2 separate regions of the Homo sapiens genome follow, and region 2 is linked to region 1. Evidence: read pairs that join two places in POLR2A ChIA-PET (ENCODE). Cell type or tissue: CD4-positive, alpha-beta T cell. All regions are shown on one strand. Links, peaks and the distances in the headings refer to the core of each region. The heading gives the core; the rest is flanking DNA.

Region 1 (2,916 bases), core at 238-2,737:
GGGCTTGGCCTAGTCCCAGAGCTGAAAAGATTGAAAGAAGAGTTCAGTACTTGTGAGGGGGAGGAAAAGACACTGTGCTTGGTTCTGCTTAGAGCTATTACAGCATTGACTTAATCGTATTTTATTTCTAATCCTTCAAGAAGCATACTGTCACATTTAATAAGCCTGCAGACTTGATTCACCAGAAGATTTTGTTCCTGCCCACTCTGTATAAATTTTCTTAATTTTTTTTTTTTTTCCAGACTGAGTCTCACTCTATTGCCAAGGCTGGAGGGCAGTGGCATGATCTCAGCTCACTGCAACCTCTGCCTCCTGGGTTCAAGCAATTCTCCAGCCTCAGCCTCCCAAGTAGCTGGGACTACAGGGGCGCGCCACTACGCCTGGCTAATTTTTCTATTTTTAGTAGAGACAGGGTTTCACCATGTTGCCAGGCTGGTCTCAAACTCCTGACTTCAGGTGATCCACCCACCTTGGCCTCCCAAAGTGTTGGGATTACAGGTGTGAGCAACCACATCCAGCAATTTTCTTAATTTCTCTGTCTCTCTATGGAGGGAGAGGAAACATGAAACAAAAGCAGTTAATGCTTTTATGCGTTCTCTTTGACCCTGCAGTCTTAGTTAATTTTTTCCAACTTGGCGGCATCTAGCAAGATCAAAGTGAGTTTCAGCTGTGGTCAGCCACAGAGCTCCACAGTCTTGCACTGCAGCCGTTCCTAGCACAGAGCCAAATGGGCTCTGTCTGGACTCTCTTCTGAAATGTAGCAAACGCAATTGCCTTTGACAAGCACAGCTGAGCAGCATATTTAAGAATGCCAGAATATTAGGGGTGGGAAAGACCTTCATAAAATTAAGATAAAATTTGTGTTGACTAGGGTCCAGTCTTGGACAGGGTTAAGCTTCCAAGTAGGTAAACCATGAATGACAGGCAGTTAGAAAGAATATTCTAGTTGGTACCTACAAGGTAACAGTATAGGTGCCACCCTAAAAAAAATGAAAATTTTAAAATCTAGAGATAAAGCTAGTTTTACTTTGGTTTTTATTTTTAATTCAATTCTGTTCAGGATGCTGATTAGAAAACCTCCATATATGAGAAACAGTGAGAGGCAAACTCTTTTGTGCCGTAGAATGTTCTCGACATCAAAAAAGAGCACTGGAAGCCTTCAACATTTCCTGTTTATGTTGCACAGATCAGAGGTTCACACAGAAACCACCTGCCCACGTGGCCCCTGCTGCTGGTTTCCCAAGCCCCAGCTTTCCTCTGCAGTCCCCTCTTGCACTGCTTTCTTCTGATGAAGTCTGGCGAAGTCCTTGGGGGAGAAACCAACGAGACAGCAGTTTATCCTGTGAGAGCCTTGTGGTTCCTACTAAGGGATTCCCCCCACCTGCCTCAGCCACGGGAGCGCAAAGAGGGTCTTGAGTCCTGTCTAGAGAACCACTTGATAAAAACACCTGATAACACAGGTACACTTGATGAACACAGGAAGCTATGCCTTTGTGAAAACAGCAACAGCGTTCTCCTGGAGCCCAGAGCCAGAGCTGGGAGAGACACATGAAATGAGGGGTGGACTTGTGTGTGTATGTGCGTATCTAATAACAAACTTTGTTTTGTTTTGTTTTGTCTTGTTTGAGACAGAGTTTCACTCTTGTCACCCAGGCTGGAGTGCAATGGCGTGATCTCAGCTTGCTGCAACCTCCACCTCCCAGGTTCAAGGGATTCTCCTGCCTCAGCTTCCCGAGTAGCTGGGATTACAGATGCCTGCCACCATGCCTGGCTAATTTTTGTATCTTTAGTAGAGACAGGGTTTCACCATGTTGGCCAGACTGGTCTCGAACCCTTGACCTCAGGTGATCCACCTGCCTTGGCCTCCCAAAGTGCTAGGATTACAGGCATGAGCCACTGCACCCGGCCTAACAATGAACTTTTTAAAGAAAGGGTTCTGAACCTAAAATGAAAAGAGGAGGCCAGGCGTGGTGGCTCACACCTGTAATCCCAGCACTTTGGGAAGCCGAGGCGGGTGGATCACCTGAGGTGAGGAGTTCGAGACCAGCCTGGCCAACATGGTGAAACTCCATCTCTACTAAAAATACAAAAAATAGCTGGGCATGGTGGCATGTACCTATAATCCCAGCTATTTGGGAGGCTGAGGCAAGAGAATCTCTTGAACCCAGAAGGCAGAGTTTGTGGTGAGCCGAGATCACGTCACTGTACTCCAGCCTGGGTGACAGAGCGAGACTCCACCTCAAAAAAAAATTAAATTAAATTAAATTAAAATGAAAAGAGGAAATACAGTACCTGCTGTAGTTTATTTCTGCAATAAACTAAGCAATAGACAATACCTAGAAAAGGACCTGGCACATAACAGACCTCAATTAAGATTTCTGACTGGTGACAGGACAATTTCCTCTTTGTAATGCATTCTCTATTGACTCAGCAGTCTTTCTTATTTCTATTATTTCCTTTCCAGCATTATAGCTGCTAATGCCTTCCTTAGCCATGCAGAACAAGATATATAGTCAGATTGCTTTCCAAGAAATTGATGTTGTTATGGACACCATTATTGGGGAGGTCGAATTTAGGAACAGTTAACTCATTTATTCCCTGATTCAACTGTGAAAGGAAAATAAATCTTGGGACCCTAAACTCACTAAGCCAAAGGGGAAAAGTCCAGCTGGGAACTGGGTCTTGCAAACCTGCCTCCCATTTTGTTCCTAAATAGATAGCTACAAGATAATAAAGCTACAGACCTCCCTCACAATTTGCCCACAGGGTAATTCCTGTGGGCTCCCAGATCTTTACTCTAAAACAGTTCTGTTGAATCTCACCCTGGCAATGTATACTGATAGCTTATCTTTGCAGGTATGGGGCAAAGGACAGAAATCAAAGACATCCCTCTGCTTACCTGAGACAAAGGCATAT
Region 2 (2,916 bases), core at 241-2,740, 59 kb before region 1:
CTTTATTATTCTTGGCCTGATTATTTGTATACAGTGCAGCTAGAATAATTATTTTTTTACACAGGCTTTTAAATTGGCTTTGATGAAACTTTGTTCCATAGAAGGAATCTCAGAAAAGACTTGTTTAAAGCTGAGCCCTGCCATGGATTTGTACCATCAAATACCTATGAGTTGCATGAATTCCTCTCCTTTTGAGGGTCCAAGGTAAAACTTGGGGCTCCTGGGCCTGTCGGAAAGTGACATTCTTTACTTACCACAGGGCAGGAACCCTGTTCAGCGACTGTGTAGACAGAGCATGTGGCTTTTACTGGCTCCATAAAACAAGTTTAATTCCTTAAAGGAAAGCACATCATTCTAGTCAAAGTGCTGGTAAAATAACCAGTTTCTCCAATTGTGTCCTGTTACAAATAAAGACAGATTATTATTGCACTTATGCAAATAACTATATTGTGATAAGGATACTCACAAACAGTTGCCAAATTCTGGAGAAATCAGGTAGAGAGAAATGAATATGCTCCAAATTTTGTTCATAGGAGTACAATAACTTGTTAAAAGCTGTCAATAGCTCAAAAGAAAAGTTTCCTTGACTCTGAAAAAACAAAACAAAAGATCAACAACGTTTTAAGCAAAAAGTCAAAAAGATTACTTCAGTCCATGCAGTTAATTCCTGTTCTGCTTGATATTCATGAACATTTCAGCTCTCCATGAGTCCCGAAAGTTTTTCCTCTATTCTAATGTCACAATCTCCAAAGTTAGCAGAAACCTGCATTCAAGAGCACCTTTTAGAGTTTTATAGCTGATTATAAAACCACCTTCTTTTTTTTTTTTTTGAGACAGAGTCTCACTCTGTTGCACAGGCTGGAGTGCAGTGGTATGATCTCAGTGCACTGCAACCTCTGCCACCTGGGTTCAAATGATTCTCCTGCCTCAGCCTACCAAGTAGCTGGGATTACAGGTATGTGCCACCATACCACACCATTATGTATATTGCTTGTGTACAATGCCCACTGTCTGGCTGATGGGATCACTCATACCACAAACCTCAGCATCACGCAATATACCCATATAGCAAGCCTGCACATATACCACCTGAATCTAAAATAAAAGTTAAAGATATTTTTTAAAAAATTATATAAATAAATAAATAAAATTGCTAAAAGAGTGGTAGATGCCTGTAATCCCAGCTACTCAGGAGGCTGAGGCAAGAGAATCACTTGAACCCAGCAAGTAGTGGTGAGCCAAGATCACGCCATTGCGCTCCAGCCTGGGCAACAGAGTAAGACGCCACCTCAAAAAAAAAGAAAAAAGAAAAGAAAAAGAAAAGAGTAGATGTTAAATGTTCTCACAACAACAAAAAATGATAAGTACGTAAGATTCTTAACCACAGTTGATGTACCTCACAGGAAGAGCTTCTCTTTCAAGATGTGTAACTGCCCCATGGGTTCTTCCTGCCCACTGCACAAAAAAAATCAGTTCATGGAGACCATGGCATTGCGGTAAAGAAAGAGGTTAATTGATATGATGCCAGCCACATCATGTGGGAGGCAGAGTTATTACTCAAATCAAACTCATCTAAGTCTTGGAGGTTAGGGATTTTTCAAAGGTAATTTGGTAGGTAGTGGGCTAGGGTATGGGGAGTGCTGATTGGGTCAGAGATGAAATCATAGGGCGTCAAAGCTGTCCTCTTTCTCTGAGTTGCTTCTGGGTGGGGAAACAGAAGCCACTAGCTGGTCCCGGTGGAGCCATCGGTCATCAGACATGCAAAAAATCCTGAGAAGATATCTCAGAAGGCCAATCCTAGGTTCTACAAAAGTAACATTATCTGCAGGGGTAACTGAGGAAGTTGCATATCTTGTGGCTTCTGGAATAATGCCTCACAGTTGTTTATGTCTACACCTTAGCAGAATTTAGGTTCATCTCCTCCTCCTAGCCTGGTGGTCTCTCAGTGTTACAAGGCTGGTTGAGTTTGAGGGAAGGGTTACTATCATTTAAACTATAAACTAAATGACTCCCACATGTAGCTTGGCTTAAACCCAGGAATAATTAAAAGCAGCTTGAAGGCTAAAGGCAAGAGGGAGGTTGGCCAGGTCAGATCTCTTTCACTGCCATTTTTTTCTCACTGTGATAATTTTTGCAAAGGCAGTTTCAGATGTGATTGGATTTTTGGATACTGTGAATGCTGAATATCTGAGACTGGTCTCAGTTAATTTAGAAAGTTTATTTTGCCAAGGTTGAGGCTGCATGCCTGTGGCACAGCCTCAGGAGGTCCTGACGACATGTGCCCAAGGTGGTCAGGGCACAGCTTGGTTTTATACATTTTAGGGAGACATGAGACATCAATCAATATATGTAAGATGAACATTGGTTCCATCCAGAAAAGCAGGACAACTCAAGCAAAGAGGGAGCTTCCAGGTCACAGGTAGGTGAGAGTCAAATGGTTGCATTCTTTTGAGTTTCTGATTAGCCTTTCCAAAGGAGGCAATTAGATACGCATTTATCTCAGTGAATGGAGGGATGACTGCATAGAATGGGAGGCAGGTTTGCCCTAAGCCACTCCCAGCTTGACTTTTCCGTTTAGCTTAGTGATTTTGGGGGCCCCAAGATTTCTTTTCCTTTCACATTTCCCCCTAGGAATCTAATATCTTACAGGATTAACTAGGTCAGTAAAAGACATAGTTTATAATTTGACTTTGGAAAGTTTGTCAAATATCAAAGGTTTAAAACACTTGATATCACAAAATAGGATCACAGGTTATTGTAAATAAATCATTCATTTAACCAGAGTGATAACTCAAGAACTTCAAAAAAAGGTGAAAACCTTCATTCTTTGAGAGGAGACTTAATTTTCCAAACAATAAGCCCTAATAAAAACAGCATGAAGCCAATCAAATTTGACTTCCAAAATTTCATGAACAA

Evidence for each region. Peaks named below come from ENCODE experiments on the same cell type or tissue, not always from the same donor. Only the 100,000 strongest peaks of a DNase experiment are listed, where the experiment ranks them.
Region 2: POLR2A ChIA-PET joins it to region 1 with 16 read pairs; 6 of 35 experiments call an interaction of 5 or more read pairs at or near these places.

What each region holds. Positions count from the first base shown.
Region 1 is chr3:195,548,678-195,551,593 of GRCh38, reverse strand. No RefSeq gene overlaps it. Among named protein-coding and RNA genes, the nearest start is that of PPP1R2, 6.8 kb to the right of the region's middle. RefSeq lists a silencer at 1,231-1,280. In CD4-positive, alpha-beta T cell, for the core only: no CTCF peak of the experiment used is centred there; DNase peaks (open chromatin) are centred at 683, 1,283 and 2,283; H3K4me3 peaks cover 2,070 bases; H3K27ac peaks cover 2,364 bases.
Region 2 is chr3:195,608,040-195,610,955 of GRCh38, reverse strand. No RefSeq gene overlaps it. Among named protein-coding and RNA genes, the nearest start is that of APOD, 26 kb to the right of the region's middle. In CD4-positive, alpha-beta T cell, for the core only: no CTCF peak of the experiment used is centred there; a DNase peak (open chromatin) is centred at 1,465.